2 separate regions of the Homo sapiens genome follow, and region 2 is linked to region 1. Evidence: chromatin loops called from intact Hi-C (ENCODE). Cell type or tissue: Calu3. All regions are shown on one strand.

Region 1 (8,000 bases):
TGTGGTCAGCTGAGTGGACAGTGGAGTATGTATGGGGGTGGGTTGGGAGGAGAGGTCTCCACAGAATTTTTAGCAGGAAGAGGACAATGAAGGCCACTGGGAGGTGGTTTTTATCTCTCAATTAGATGTACTCTGATTTATGAGGTGACAGCCAGGAGCCCAAACCGTCAGTTGCTGGAAGCTCATGGGAGACAGGGGGTGGGGGCCTGCCCCCTACTTCTGTCTCTGGAACATTCCCTCCCAGTACTCTGAGCCTCCTTTTCTCTGAGCAGTAGCCCAGCCCTGCTATGTTATATACTTAAATGTCTACCACCACCCTTCCTTGTCATTATCTTAAACAGTTCATAGAGATGAACGTCTACAATATTAGTTAAGAATTTTGGTATTTTTGCTAAATATAAACCACTTTGGTTTATCATATTCACACAATCAACCTACACTAATGAACAATACCTACAAAGCACTCCTACATCAGAGCTGGAGTTGTTACATAGTAGTACAGGATAGAAAAATGAAGGGCCTTCAGTCCATTGAGAATTTCCCCCAAACTCTCTCTGGGACACTGCCTCACAAAGGCTCTCCCCAGCAAAAGTCTCATTCCATTCAGACGTGACCTGGAACATATCATTTCCCTTTGCGCTGCTTTATCAGGCAGAGGCAGCCACAAAGAACTGGGCAAATATTAATGCTAAACTGTGAAGTGACTAATTTTTCCCTTCCCTTGGCTGCTAAGCAAATGAACAAACCTTACTCCTGTGTTTAAAAAAATATAACAGTTTGCCTTAAAATAAGCACCTCACCACCCCCCACCGCCCACCCAAAGGCACTCAACCAGTGCATGGAAAAGGTGTGGAATGTGCTCACATCCTGCGTAATTTAGAGGGAATTTTCTCTGAGTATTCTGTCCACAGGATGTAGCCTTGCCTGGCCTTGGGTTGATTAACTAAAAGGCCAGATGGAGACACAGTCCCCAAATAGCACTGCATAACCTTCAGCAATTCTTTAATTTTCTTGACTATTGAGGCATGGCAAAATAAGAACTTACCTAGAGATGAAAAACAGCCGAAGGGCAATTATAAAGGAGAAAAGTCATCATACTGGAGACATAGAGACAGCTCCCAGGCAAACTGCTTTCAAGAAACCCATCCTATTCTGGGTTTGAACAGCTCAGCCAATATTTGCTTCTGCCATAGTATCTCAGTCATATATTCCCCTTTGCTGGTCCTCAGTTTCCCTCTCTGTGAAGAAGATGGGTGTGCCCCATTTCTCCTTTTTTCCCATTTATTTTTGGAAGCTCTTAGTGGAACATGTATTCGGAGATTTCTCAGTGGGCTTCCATGTCTCCCATCAGAACAGGAGAATTATTGATCCCAGTGGCTTTTATTTGCCAATGTGGCACTTTCAGAGACTTACAGAAGAGGCAGGCAAACAACACAAATGGAGAGAAACCCAAATGGAAACATGCATGTATATTTGAAAACAAGTATTCAGACATGTGCACATGGCCCTCTCCCACTCCCCAGGCACATACACAGAATCACACAACTCTATGAATACACATGCAGGCAGTTGTGAGTAGACAAAAATATATGCAGGGCTAACTATTTACACAGCTACACCTGAAATCAAACAGACCCACACCCACTCTTGAATATTCTCCGTCACAATTTCCCACTATAGGGTTAGAGATCAAGCGAACCTTGACCTCTTTCCTACTCCCAGCCCTCTTCTTCACCAAGGTTATGACGGCAGTCATGGGATCCAAGGATCCAAACACACACGTTTATTGAGATGTTTATTGAAATTCCAGGTGTGGGGAACATCAAGAATAAGAGAGTCCCTCCCGTGAGGGGCTTAGGTCTAGTAGAGGAAGGAGATGCACACAAAGCTACAAAGTCACATGAGAAGTGCTCTAACTGAAGTGAGCACAGGAAATTGGACCTATTTGTTTGATCCTGAGATCTGGACAGAAGGCAATCCTCCTCCTTCCTTCAGAGGATACAATGGAGACCCAGAGCAATCTGCTCAGCACCAGTAAGCTGGAAGCCATGCTGCCTTCCACCCAATTCTCTGTGGGGATGCTGTGCTGGTTTCAGTCCCTGGGTCCTGCTCCTAGTTCAGCCTCTCTTGCTTGCTTCTCAGATGTGTCTGGTGGTAGAAGTTGAGGAAGAGAACGAGGAGGCTGAGGGCTTACAGGAGCACAGATGTGTTGAACCCAACAGGGAAGGGGCACTCAGTGAGGAGACTGTAGGAAGAGGGGGCAGCAGTGGCCACAAACTGACCCTGGGCAAAAGAAAGCATGAGAAGAAAGAGAAGGGAGAGCAGTCAGTTTTTTCCACCCCATGATCCCAAGAATCTTCTTGACCCTTCTCCTGGTCGTGGTTTCCCCAATTCCCCCATCCAGCCATGTCATGGTGGCCCTGATGATAAACTCAGTCTATCCAGAGCCCCGTATGGGACACTTTAGGCTGTCATCACCATCTGGGGGGCAGTGGTTCTCCCAAAACTGCAAGACATCCAGGCACCTGGAGGGTGCAATCGGTGATCACAGACTCACAGGATATTAATGCTTAGAGGTCATCTGGCTGAGGCCCTCATTTTATAGATAATGACATTGAGACCTGAGCATGGAAGCCATTTGCTCAAAGTCCCACACTGTGCCAGTGAGTTAGGGTTAGTTCCAGGATCTGATGAGATGGCTACCGAGGCCCTTGCAAGTTAGGAAGCTAAGGAAGATCTAAGGATGAGAGGGCTTGTTTATGGGCAGATGCCAAGTCACTGGTATAGAGTGACAAGCCAAGAATAGAACCAAGGGTTCAGCCAAGGCCCCTGGAGCCAATGAGATCTCCTTACCAGCTGTAGGGTGGTAAGATATCATTTCCACCAGAAGCAGGGCCACATAGAAGGCCACAACCTGGCCAGTCCATGAAGACATGGACCAAAGAATTAAGCATCCCTATGAAGAAGGCTGCAGAGTGGGGTGTGGGGAGATAAAGGAAAATAAGTGGAGCTGGGCTTAGCTGTGGTGTGGGAGTTCTCTTTGATGTTTCAATCCTCCAAGCTGCAGAGAGCACCTCTGCAATCTCCACAGAGAATCCCTGGAAAGACCTTATCCTGCAGAGGTCCGGCATGAGCCATCTGAGATCGTGATGATGGAGGGCTGGAGTTATTGAGATGCTCAATGAGAATGTTTCTACTACCTTTGTGTTCTCTGGGCTGATGGCTATGAGCATCTCCCAGCAGCCACCTCCCCATCCCAGAGAGGGGTAGCCCGAGAGCTCTGAGGAGCCACAGGGACAAATGGGAGCAGAGGCCTGGTCTCATGACCTCAGGGAAGGGAAAAGTTAGAGACCAGCCATGATATTCCAGGGATGCAGGTCTCCTGAGCTGGGACTCAGCCCAGCAGACCAGCCCAGCAGACCTGCCTTACTAGGGCCTGGAGCAGGGCCGTCCACGGCGCGCATCACTTACCTGGCTGCCTGCTACATATTTGACTCCAGCCCACCCATCACAGGGCATGGTGCCATGGTGGTAGAGATGCAGGAAGGTGGGCTGCTCTGGCTTCATTCATAAAGTAAAGAACACCTGGAGAGGAGGAAGAGATGGCATCAACTCTGGAGGTCTCCTTTCTCCAGACTTCTCCAGGGGCCTCAACTACCCCTTAGAGTGGGATATGGTAATTCTACCTGTTTTACTGAAGAAGAGAGTAAAACTAAAGGGAAATAACAACAGTCAAACACCAATTTATGACCTACTGTGTGCTTTAATTGAAGCTTTTGAAATTCAAACCCTCGCAGGATCTAAGGTCTCAAAGTGTGAAAGCTTCAGGTGGTCTTCTAGATGCTGGGCAGGGCTGTGTGGTGGGAAGAGGAGGGAAGAGAACACTATTCTACTTTATGTGTATAAAATAATCACTTAAATACCACATAATTGTGTGCAGTTTATACTTCTACTACTTCCATTTTTCAAGAAAAAAAAAAAAAAAAAAAACAGAGGCACAGAAAGGTTAAGTAACTTGCCCAAAGGCACACAACTAGTAGGTGGCCAAACTGGGATCAGAACAGTCTGGCTTCAGAGACTGGGTTCTTTCCAATGTCCGATCCTTGCCCCCCAGGCCACCGGGGTAAGAGTTCAGGTGTTGAACAGTCAGCCCAAATCCGGACACCCACACAACACATTCCCACGTGATCTTTGCTCAGATCATTTTGGCAAGAGACTGAGAAGAAAGAGTACCCTCTTTTCATCACCAACCACACCAACATTATGCTCTTGCCCCACCCTGCTTAATCCCACAAGCTCCCTGGCCTCACCAGCAAGGTTTCTTCTCATTAACATGGAAGGATGGCTTTTGCCGTTGGATGACCCTTGCTATATCATGTCAGTTTTAAAATTTGTTTAATTTTCCATTTTAATTTTACCTGGAACCTGGATACTAATGGGGCAAATGCCTACTCCTACTTCTGTTGATAGAAAGCAGGGACCAGGGGAGCCGGCAGAGAGGGATGCTACCTCAGTGGCTGAGCATCCTCCCTCAGCCAGGTACTGGACCAAGGCTTTACTCTGAAATTAGTCTCTGGCATGGCTGCCTGGGCAAACCTAGAGAGCATTCTTGCTGGCAGAGTCAGACACCACCCCAGATTTGGCTGACGGATATACAGGAGCCCATGGGTCCGGGATCTTACCTGTCAAGCAATTCAACGTCCTTTGGAAAGAGGCACCAGCAGCACACGCTCGCCATCTGCTGGGCAGGAAGGGGAAGTTCCATCAGACTGCAGTCCGGCTGGTGCCACGGCTTGGCCCACCTGGGCTGGGTTCAGCCCCAAATCCTCACTGTTCTACGCACCGCTGATTCCACAGTGCCTACCTTCCTGTCTCCAGGAAGATGCCTGTTCGCACAGGAAAGAAGGGGAGAAGCTACTGGAGTGACCACAGAAGGACTCTCCAAATGTGCCCCAGCCCAGAACCTTGGAATCTAATGAGCATGTGGGCATCTTGTTCGTTGAAAAGAAGATTCTTAATCAGTGTGCCTGGGGTGGAGCACAGATTCTGCATTTCCAACAAGCTCCCAAATGATGCTGCTGGCCCAAGGATCATACTTTGAGTCACAGGACATGAGCCCATCACCAACATCCAGTGACTCAACATCCATATCAGCTGGTGAGAAGCCTTAGCTACCTGGAGACAGGCTTCAGCTAGAGTCTTTTGTTCTGCTTCCAGTTGAAACAGAGAACAGCTAACAGTGATGAAATCACTACCACCTAGCTACCGCTCAGTGTGTGCCGGCCCCTGTGCTAAACACTTTCATATATTATCTATCATATATTATCTGATTCCGTCTTCCTTCAATCATTTCGCTTTATAAAATAGGTATTATTATCTCAATCTTATAGATAAGAAAATTGAGTCCCAGAAGAGTTAGGTGTGCCACCCAGAGTCACACAGCAAGTAACTGGCAGAGCTGAGATCCAAATTGATGTTATCTGACTCCAAAACTAGCTAGTCCCCTGCCTCTCATCAAAAGGCTCAGGTGATACCTCCTTGACCTCCGATTGTTATGAAGTTGTTCCTCCTAACCCTCTCCAGGCTTGCTTCCTGCTCCCTGCCATACCCTCATTCCATGCTTTCTCCATCTGTAGTCCACTGGCTGGCAGAAGTAGCTGCAGTTAGCCAGCAGCGGGGTGACCATGACCTGAGAGGAAAAGGAAAGAGGAAAAGACCAAGTCATAAAGCCTGCTGCCACCATGGTGAGCCCCGACTGGCTCGGGCTCCTGAACACCAACACCCCAATGCAACCTCTGCTGACACTTGGTCAACAACTGCTAAAAAGAAACTCCATGGGGTGGCGAGGTTAGAGGCGGCAACTTGCATATATCTTGCTGGTCTCTAATTTTTTAATGTGAGCAAATATAGGCTACAACCCTACCCCGGGTGCCTACTATGCATGAAAGCCTGAGGTGGGTGCTGGAGACACCAAGGTGGTCCATACGCCAGCCCTGCCCTAAGGAGCTCAAAGCCTGGCTGAGAATGTAGAAAAAAATCCTAACCTTACAGGTTGGTGCTAGAGGAAGAGTAGAAAATAGCAGGTGTTCCAGGAGTCGGATCAAAGAATGAGGCGGCTTTGGGCAGACAGAGGGGAGGGAGTGGGAGTTTCATGCCAGGACAAGAGTATGTGGTACCTGGACCTGAGGGGCTAACTAGGAGATCAGCGGGACTGGTGCGGAGGCTCTGACCAAAGGAGAAGCTGGCCACAGAATTGGAGAGACAGAATTGTGAATAAAGGGTCTTGAAGCCTGTTGTAAGGAGCTTGAATTTTATCATTTATTGATTTATTTGACAATAATGTGTTGAAAGGTACAAAGCATTTCTCCATGCTGGGCACTGTTCTGAGCACTGGATCTCATTGATAAAACCAAACAGATACAAATCCCTACCTTGGGGGACATGGCATTCTGGCCATATATGCAAAAGGACCTACTGAGGTTTCTGAGCAGGAAGCTGACTGTGGGCGTGGCAGAGTTTTCAAGGGACTGGGGTGGCAGGAGAATGCCTGGTTGCCATAATTAAATGACAAATTCTCTAGGGCATGCCTCACGTCTCATGAGTTATTGGCAGCCCTCATGTGCTACCAGACAGTACGCTGGGTCTGTCTGTAAACGGATAAATAAGACAGAGGCCTTGCCTTTGAAGTACTTGCCATTTGGGAGGGGAGAAAGACACATACGAAAGTGGTGACACAGTTGGAGAAAGACACAGTCAGTGGGGGGTCAGTATATCCTTAATAAGCTCCTAAGGTGGGGGAGGTGTCTGCGGGGTTTGTCAATTCCTATGGTGTAAATACTGCCACCAGGGTGGAGGGACTTCAAGTTATTTCGCACAAAGTCACTGAACATGAATTTGCGGGGAGACCCACACCTGGTGCTCACCCGCGGGTAGAGTGGCTCCAGCCCACCTCAGAAAGTCCAGGACTGTACCCAGAGCTGGGAATGGCTAAGCAAGGAAACAAATAACCTGGCCGTAGAGGAGTCAGGGACCGCTTCCTGTGAGGCGACAACTGACCTGAATCTAAAGGATGTGCAGGAGTTTGTCAGGAGATTGGGGGACAAGAGCAATTCTGGCAGAAAATCAGTGATGTGCCCAGGCCTGAGGACTTGCTGAGCATGGCTGTGTGGGCTGGCGAGCAGGCCTGTGCTGGATGAGGGTGGTGTGCAAGGCTGCTGAGAGCATATAGAGGGAGACGAGGCGGAGTGGAAGACAAGGCCAGAGAGGACTCTAGAGGGCTTCATGTGTCCATGAAGGGGGTTCAGCCTCAGCCTCTGCGGGATGGGAAGCATCAGAGGCTCCTAGCAGGCAGTGGAACCATCCTCCCTGTGCTTGGGGTAGATTATTGTCAGTAGGGTGGAGGATGCACTGTAGCTCAGCAATAAGAAAGGAAGAGACGAAGAGGAGTTGGAAGAGATGGGGCTGTCCGGACCTGCTTCTTCTGTCTCCTCCCTGCTAACTCACCAACAGGTGGAAGAGATGGAGGAGGAGGCTGCAAGCTGTTCAGTCAGGGTGCCTGGTTTGCACTCTGCCTCTGTGCCTTGCCACCTGCTAAGTTACTTAACCCCTCTGTGCCTCAAACAGTGCTATCATGAGGATTAGATGAGCCAATCCTCATAAAGTGTCGACACCAATTCCTTGCCTGTAATCAACATGGAAACACATCTGTGATGATCATTACCACCTGTGAAAAGCTTTTCCTGACATCCTCACCCCTGGACCAGAGACCAGGTTACTGCCCCATCCTGCCTGCCCTTGGTGCGTGATACATCCTCTCTGTTGCCCACTCAACACACTGCATTGCAACTGCCTGTGTCCACACCTGTCTCCCCTCTAGACTGTGAGCCTCTGGAGGGCAGGGGGGCCTTATCCAACAGGGATTCTGCAGGCCAAACACAGCCTGGCACGAAGCATATATTTGATATACACCTGCTGAATGACTGTTTACAAGGTCTGAAAGG
Region 2 (8,000 bases), 770 kb before region 1:
TGGGAATAAAGAAGACGGGGTTCTGCTAATCAGGTGCAGGACTGCCTCAGAGTGTGATAAAGTTCATCTCTGTTGTTTGAGGAAGGAGAAGCCAGTTTCCATAGCCTCCCGATTCTGAACATCTCCCCCTGGATGTCTCATGAGAATTTCTTAGAAGCTGGACTTTGGGGATAAAAATCTGACTTGTTAGGATGGACAAAATCAGGTGAAGTTTCCCATCTCTACCTCTAACCTGTTTCCTTATTTTCTTTGTTTAGCTGCTATATCAAGAATGGGCGCGCTATGGAGTGTTCTATAAGTTCCAACCTATTGACCTCATCAGGTAAGAGGTGGTAGGGAACTTTTGGAAGTATCCTGGAGATGCAAGTCCTGAAAGATGTATCATAAACCTTTTGACTCTGACAGTCCTTTGCTCAAGTGGAGGGATCTTCTTTTCTAGCTTCTATGATCCACTCCTCTGTGTCTCATGGGTGGGGAAGCAGCTGGGGACATGGGAGGGACATGGAGGCTGCGTGGGGCAAAAGATACTGTAGATTGATAGACCATGACCTGCACCTTGAGGTCTTCAACATTGGTCTCTTTCCCTGCCTGTTCTCTGGGAGGGGTGCATGGAGCTGTCTCATTTCTTTTCCTTAGTCTTGTCCTAGAGAAGAACCTGGATGAAGCTGATTGTTGGGTTATGCCCAAGTGCCAGTGTTGATCCAGGAAAGGGTGGATTTAGCAAATCACATGAGGAATATGCTGGTTGGCCTGACAGAATGTGGACTTTTTATGGCTTTTCCAAATTAGAAGGGAGGAGAGACTAGGCCCTGGGTTTCCTCCCTTCTGTGTTGTCACAGAATGATGTCCTGTTTTCTGGCACCTTGGACATTTCCCCAGCTTCTGTTGAACATTAGTGAAAAGTCCTTGGAAATAACTTACTGGAATGTCATAGGTCTGACTAGTTTAAAATGGCTTCAGGGCTCTAGAAACTCAATCTTCTGGCTGGAATGTTGGGCGGCAGCACTGTGTGACAGCACTGGGCTGAGAGTCTGGAGACGTGAGTTCTGGTCTGGGCCTGGCCACTAAGTGCTACCATTTCTTTGGGCAAGCCCCAATTCCTCTTTGATCTTCAGGGTCCTGGTTGTCCTAACTTGGGAGGCTGAGCTGAGGGATCTGTGAGTTCACATGGTAGAATGTGCTCATTTGGAAAAGATGGGCCGCTGGAGCCTGCAGGAGGAGGCTGCTCCATGGTGGACATGGTGGACTCACTGCCCTGAAGTCACCTAATGAGCTAATTCATCAGCCTGAGAATAGAGCGTGTTCCTGGCTGGTTGCCCTGGGCTGGGATTGTGAGAGGGGCAGCGGCCAGGAGAATCGAGTCTAGAGGGAGGAATTCCAGCTTCTGCTTGGAAAGAGAAAGCCGCGTGGAGGCCAGAGTTTGGGCAGCTCACCTCCTACACAGAGATGCAGCGGCCCTCCCAGCGGACAGAGCTTGGTTGGATGTCTCTTGGAAGCAGGTGTTTGTTCCAGCTGAGGACCGTGAACCAAGGTCTTGGGTGGGGGAGCAGGGACATGCGGGGCCTGTGACCAGGTGCCTTCACCCTGTCTCCCGTCCCCTGGCTGCCTTTCATGTGGCATGGGCCACCTAGACTGTTCTCTGGGCCACCCCAAGGCTGATCATTCCATTCTTGGTGGGCTTTGATCTTTCTCTCTGGATCTCAAGTGGCCACCCACTCTGTCGCCTGTTTTCTCCAACTACTCATTTGTTTTTGTTTTTTTTAAGTACGATTAAAAAATAAAAATTCTCCCTACCAGAGAGCCCTATCTTTTCCCGCAGAGACTTCAGGTGACTCGCTGCCAGCTAAGTGGCAAATGGCTCCAATATGCACTCGGTTTTGGCCACCAAAGCAGCCTCACCTGCAGGGGAAGTATTGCCTTTGGAGCGGAGCCCTGCTCTGGGGCCTGGCGGTTCCTGAGGATGGAGAGCTCAAATCTGTCTAGACAGGGCACGGTGTACTGGAGCAGGGCCGGAGGCTGTCTACAGCTCCTCACAGATCAGATGGCCTGGAACACTCCCACGGTCCCTGGGCAAAGCCAAGTCTTGGTCAGGAGGGAGAGGAGGAAGGAGCCTCAGGAGAATGGGACGCTGGGCAGCATGTGTGTGGGGAGCCAAGGCAGATGGTGATGGTGGTTGTCATCCCAGTGGCATAAGGAACTCTCTGACCTCAAGAAACTGCTGGAAAGAGAAGTGATGGAAGGGCTGGTGGTGGGGAGCACTAGGGTCAGAAGTGGGCGAGTACCTGGAGAACTTGTAGAGAGAAATGTGGGCTGGAGCATGCAGGGAGCAGCTACTTAGACTCAGTGAGCACACCAAACTCCTCATTTTACACTCTTTTACCAAATGGTCCCAACTTGCTTTCCCTGATTCTGTCCAAGTCCTCTCCTTCCTCTTCTTCATCATGACACAACCCGAGACCTCAGTAATCCCTGACTGGCGTCACTTTCACTTCCCACTCCCCAATCTAACTGTGAGTCTTGGGGATTCTTCTTCAGCACCATTTCTCTCTTTTGCCACTTCCTCTCCATCATTCCTCCCACCTCCTGTCGGGGCCCACCTGCCTGCAGAGTCCAGCCTGTGGTTCCCTTCCTGAGCCATCACAGGCCCCACACCATGACAGTTTTGCTCCATGACTACTTACTACCATGCATGGCACCCTCCGTGTGCCTCGCGGAGAAGTTGCCCTCATATGGTCTGTGCTGGAAGAGTGACGGAGCAGGGGAATCTGGCACAGGCGGAACGTGATAATTCATGCACAGGCCTGGCCAAGGTCTTTCCCACCCGTTTCTTTGGGTTTTCAGCTCCTCATTTTTAGCGCCAAGCTTCTGTTCCTCCTCTGGAGCCCTAGTGCTCCTCCTCTGTGCCAATTGTTTGGAAGATTCTAAAACCTCTGTGTGAGCCATTGAGAGCTCATGGGGCAGGAGACCTGTTTGTATGTGGAAGGCCCCGGAACTAGCTCTCCTTCCCCTTCCGCAGGCCTTCAGGCCTCATTTTGAGTCTTGGGGTTTGAGACACCGTTCCTGGATGTTGAAAGTCCACAGAGGGGAGGCAAGACACCCTTCCCTGCACCCCTGGCCCCTGCCTCCACCCGGCTGCAGTGTCGTTCGTGCCCAGCAGGCTGCACTGTGAGACTGCTGATGGCCTCCAGCCCCGCACGGCTCTCCTCCCGATCCTGCCTCTGCTCTGGAGACCTGGGGCCTGCAGGCCTGAGTGTGTGTGTGAGCCTGTATGAGAGTGTTTGTGTGTGTTAGTGTGTGTGAGTGTGAGAATGTGTTCGTGTGAGAGTGTGTCTCTGTGTGTTGTGAGTTTGTGTGTGTGTATGTGCAAGAGTGGGTGTGTGTGTGAGTGCATGTGTGTGAGTGTAAGAGTATGAGAGTGTGTGTGTGTGCCAGAGAATATGTGTGTTTGGGAGAGTGTATATGTGAGGGTGTGTGTGAGAGTGTGAGCGTGCATGAGTGTGTGAGTGTGAGCAGGGAGTGTATGTGTATGAGCGTGTGAATGAGTGTGTGTGCATGCGTGTGTCGGTGTGAGTGTATGTGTGTGAGTGGGTATGAGTGTGTTCATGTGTGTCAGTGTGAGAGTGTGAGTGTATGTGAGAGAGTGTGTGCATGAGTGTGTATGAATGAGCGATTGTGTGACTGTGTGTGTGTGAGTGTGTGTGTGAGAGCTCTCTGGAAAGTTCCCTAGAGAGGTATCCAGCAGGAACCTCGATGAGTGAGTGCACCCCAATCCAGAAGACCTCCTGGGCACTTCCAGCCAGCAGCACTTGTGCCTTGTCAGAAACATGGCTTGTGGCTGATAATATGAGGAATGACTCCTAAGCTAGAGTGAAATGACTCTTCTAGTCCTTTAGGGAGCTGGAAGAGGGTCCTCACAGCTGGAGAAGGACATTTCTGCCTGCACTTCTCTGGTTCAATGCTCTAAAACCCAGGAGGAAAACAGCCCTTATTTTCTGGGAAAACTTGGGGACTGGAGGCCTTTTCGATTTGTACAGGTCTGACCCAATACTAGTCAGGGCCGTAATCTGTCTTTTTACTAAAGTTAATATCTGCTCCCAGGCTGATTTTCTTAGCTTGGACGTTTTGATATGAATGAGACAAAACAATAGGTCTTAAGCATCTTCTGAGTTTGATTTCTCTTCTGACTATACTCTGCTGAAACTAATGTACAAAAAGTTTATTCTAAAGCAGCTGCCACTGCCTGCCTGTGACAGCATGGGAAAGAGAGGGTTCTAGAACTGTACTCAGCTCAGAGGGATTGCAGCCTGTTGACTTGTGGGAGTTCACCAAGGGGATAATGGATGGGGAGCTTCACTGTACCAAACCAGGCCTGCAGTCTGAAGAGGGGTAATGGTCCCTACTCACTCCCACCTGTTCCTGGGGTGCTCACTTCATGAGTGAGGCTTCCTGCACTTAAAGTCAGGCCCTGGGCATGAAGCCCACCCATGTGGAAGCTCTGGAGTTCTCTTAGAAATGTGCCAGCTTAGAGCCTTGAGATATGGAACAGCTTCCACGAGGATCTGAGAGTGATCTCTATGGGGTTACCATTTCAAGAGCCCTTGGGTGGCACTGTGCCCCAACGTTGCTACACATCTCTACCAGCCCTCTCTAGCCTGACATGCCACGAATGGGATCTCCCTCCTACTGCAAGGCACAGGTCACCGTCCTTGCCAGGGTTCCCCAGCACTGCCACCAGAGACTGTGTGGTTTGATCCATCCCTCCTTGTCTCTGGGCTCTGCTTCCACCCTCCTGAACTGTGAGCCATCTGAGCACCCCCGGAGGGAGACCGAGGAAGCCATGTTCTTAGGAGGCTTCTCAGCAGGCCAGGCTGGGGAAGGACTGGCCAGGCCACAGCTGGGTTAGAGGAGGAACTGGAGAGAGAAAAACGTTGATCAATCTGTGATTACTTATTTCCTTAGCCCTGCTGCTTTCTCCTTGATTTTTCTTTGGGATTGAGAAAGGCAATTCAGCTCGACACAATACACATTCACTGATGCTTACAGTGAGCAAGTCTCTTTGCTTGGCAGTATGGGGAGGCACAACAACGATGAAGGGAGAGCTTATGGCCTTTAAGATCTAGGAGTTATGTAGGGAGACAAATGTGTGCAAGACCGGATATAGCGAGGGCTCTCAGGACTATAATAATGTTCAAACCTATCAGTATGGGATCACATTTGAAGAGTAATTGCTGCTAGAGGAATAAGACAAGACTTCCTGGAAGAGGTGGCCCTTGAATCAGAAATGTTGCTTTCTGAAGGACGACTGAGGTGAAAGAGTGTGTCTTTGTAACCAGCCTGGACTGCCCTGTATAAGGATTTATAGTTTAGCCTGATACTAATGACTGAAAATCACATTGACTCAAAGCCAGATCTTTCCTCACTGTTGACTGGGAGTGGTGAGATCAAGAACTTGGCTTGCAGACCTTGTCTGTAAGGATTCCCTGCCAACCTGGCCCAAGTCCCTTGCTCTGCCCCACGAATTAGCAGGCAATCCAGGGTTGGAAGGAAATGAGGCTGGATGCATGAAGGGAAGCTAAGGAGAGATGACACGTGGGATCAGCACCATGGCATTTGCACGGGTCTTATCATTTGATGGTTGGGTTTAGCTGGAAAACATTTTGCAGCCTGGAAGGAAATAATACCTCATAGGCCTGAAGTCTATTCTTCCTTTACCTCTGAGGGTGTGAGAGAAGGGTAGACAGAGAAAAGCAGCAACAGCTGGTTGAGGTGAGGCAGAAACAAGGATGATTATGTTCCATGCCATTACATTCTGGTCCATTTTATAGATCAGGATATAAGTCATGCTGTTAATCCCATCATGCTGTGGAAAGGCTCTGCCCCAGTCTCCTTTCTCTCATTTCCTCCATGGAGTGCCACTCTCCTCCAGTTGTACCCTTTCGGAGGGAAGGCTGTTGGTCTTGTGGTTGACCAATGGAAACAGGAGTTGGAGTACAATGCTACCAGCTCCAGTTCAAAATGCTACCAGCTCCAGTTCAAGGTAGCAGCTAATGACTGTGTTGGTCTTCTGAGGGTGGCCTCCTAGCCTCACAACAGCCTTCCAGAGATGGTGGCTCCTGTTTTAAACTTTTCATCCTCCTTCCTGTCTTATCAGCCACATGGTATGGATGGTGGATCCCAAGGCACCAAGAGGCTCCACAAGTTCCCCATGGCCACCTGGAATTCCAGGGCAGAGCTGGGGAAGGAAGGAGCTGTCTGGCATCAGCTCATTGCCTCCTTGATCAGCTTATGTCATGCCCCAGGGAGGAAAAGCTGATATTAGTCTGAAAAATATGACAAGCTATATGTTTGTGCTGTCTTGGCCCTGTTGTACAATAAGCTTTCAATTATCCAGAACCTCTAGGAACAAACCATAGCCTCACAGAGGCAAATGAAGCTTAGAGGCCAGACAGTTGGATAGCTGTCCCTGGAAGGAAGGAATGAAGAATTTTTCTTGCGGCATATTCATCTAGCAAATGCCCAGCCTCTGCTTGATTTTTCTTGGAATAGGGAGCACCTTATCTCTGGGACAGTTTGTTTCTGTCTTGGGCATATCTAGCCCATAGGAAGTCATGAAACTAGAAGGAAAACTGCTGATTTCCCTTATTTTGGTCTTAGTTCTGCTTCCTGGAGCTGCACAGAACAAGTATACCCTGTTGTATAGGTCAACCCTTTAAATATTTGAAAACAACAATTGTGTCAACAACAGTGCTCATATACCTAAGCTTTCTTTCCCACACCCCAAATACTCCTAGGACTTTCTGCGTTTCCATATCAACGTGTGTTCCCCACACAGCCTTATCATCGTGATTGTCCTTCTTGGGACTCACTGGTGGGGTAACTTGGAAGAGGAGGAGCCTTACATACACCTCACTGAAGCAGTTAAGCCACCACATATTTTGCATTATCCAGACACTGGTCCTGGGGATACGGAGATGATGTAAGCATGACCCCACTCTCAAGGAGCTTGAGTTCAAAGTGGAATCTCCATGCTTGCAGATGACCACTGGGTTTTCTGGGAAATAAAGGGACAGGCTGATGGAGAAAATTTATAGAAAGTAGCTGTGAGGCTGTAGGAAAACAACATATGGAAAAGATCACGAGGGAAAATTGGCCTTCGACTAGCCATTTGTGATGGGCTCAGAGGTATCAGCTATGCATCAGGCAGAGATCTTTGGGGATGATTGTAACTCTTTCTAGAAACATCAGTGTGATGTGATGCAGCACCACAGACCCCTCGAATTCTCAGAATACATTTTAAAACCAAGCTAGGATTGCATCACTCAGTGATTTACTGAATCATGGTAAAACCTCACATGTGGCTGACTTAGGTCATCACACCTAAAGAAAACATAACCAGGCTGGAACTGTTTCACAGAAGGAAAAGTAATGTGATCAAGGATTTGGAGAGGCGTCTTTATAAAGTCGGACTTAAACAAGGAAGAGTTCCCTATTCTCAGAACAAAATGGAGAAGGAGTGAGGCTGACAGTCAAAAGATGGGTAATGTGCCTGTGTATGTGTTCATCAGACCCTGACGCACCTGCCCGGGGACATTCCTTTAGACCAGGAGCAGTGAGTTAAGAGTGAAAAGAACTCAGTTTTACCTCCAGATTTGTTTCCAGTTGATGTAATATTTGGGCAAGTCATTCTCTCTTGAGCCTCAGTTTTCTCAGCTATGAAATAGGGGTGATAGCACCTGTGCTACCTGCCCACAGTATTACTGGGAGGATTCAGATGAAGAGCTGTGCAAATACTGTGATGATGGCTGTAGGTCTAAATAAATACAAATAAATGTATTTATACATTTATTTATATTACAATAATTATTTCTATTACAATATAATACAAATAAAATAAATGGCTGTAGTTAAATAAATACGAATTTATTGACTCCCTGTGGGGGAAATTATAACATTCATTAAAGTGGTGGAATTTCATATGGTTCCTTAGCTTAAGAGCTTTG

Evidence for each region. Hi-C counts contacts between places; a loop is a spot of excess contacts. Peaks named below come from ENCODE experiments on the same cell type or tissue, not always from the same donor. Only the 100,000 strongest peaks of a DNase experiment are listed, where the experiment ranks them.
Region 2: a loop joins it to region 1, with 4 times the contacts of the local background. A loop is called at or near these places in 7 of 110 quality-filtered maps.

The regions. Positions count from the first base shown.
Region 1 is chr12:5,019,377-5,027,376 of GRCh38, reverse strand. It overlaps LOC100507560 (a long non-coding RNA gene), which reads right to left. Exons shown (of 7, transcript NR_187676.1): 3 at 5,535-5,689; 4 at 4,683-4,886; 5 at 3,756-3,853; 6 at 3,472-3,585; 7 at 1,783-2,283. Among named protein-coding and RNA genes, the nearest start is that of KCNA5, 21 kb to the left of the region's middle. RefSeq lists an enhancer at 1-166. In Calu3, a CTCF peak has its summit at 4,746 (motif pointing left); a DNase peak (open chromatin) is centred at 4,726.
Region 2 is chr12:5,791,829-5,799,828 of GRCh38, reverse strand. It overlaps ANO2 (anoctamin 2), which reads left to right. Exons shown (of 25, transcript NM_001364791.2): 10 at 258-322. Among named protein-coding and RNA genes, the nearest start is that of ANO2, 150 kb to the left of the region's middle. In Calu3, no CTCF peak of the experiment used is centred here; a DNase peak (open chromatin) is centred at 3,158.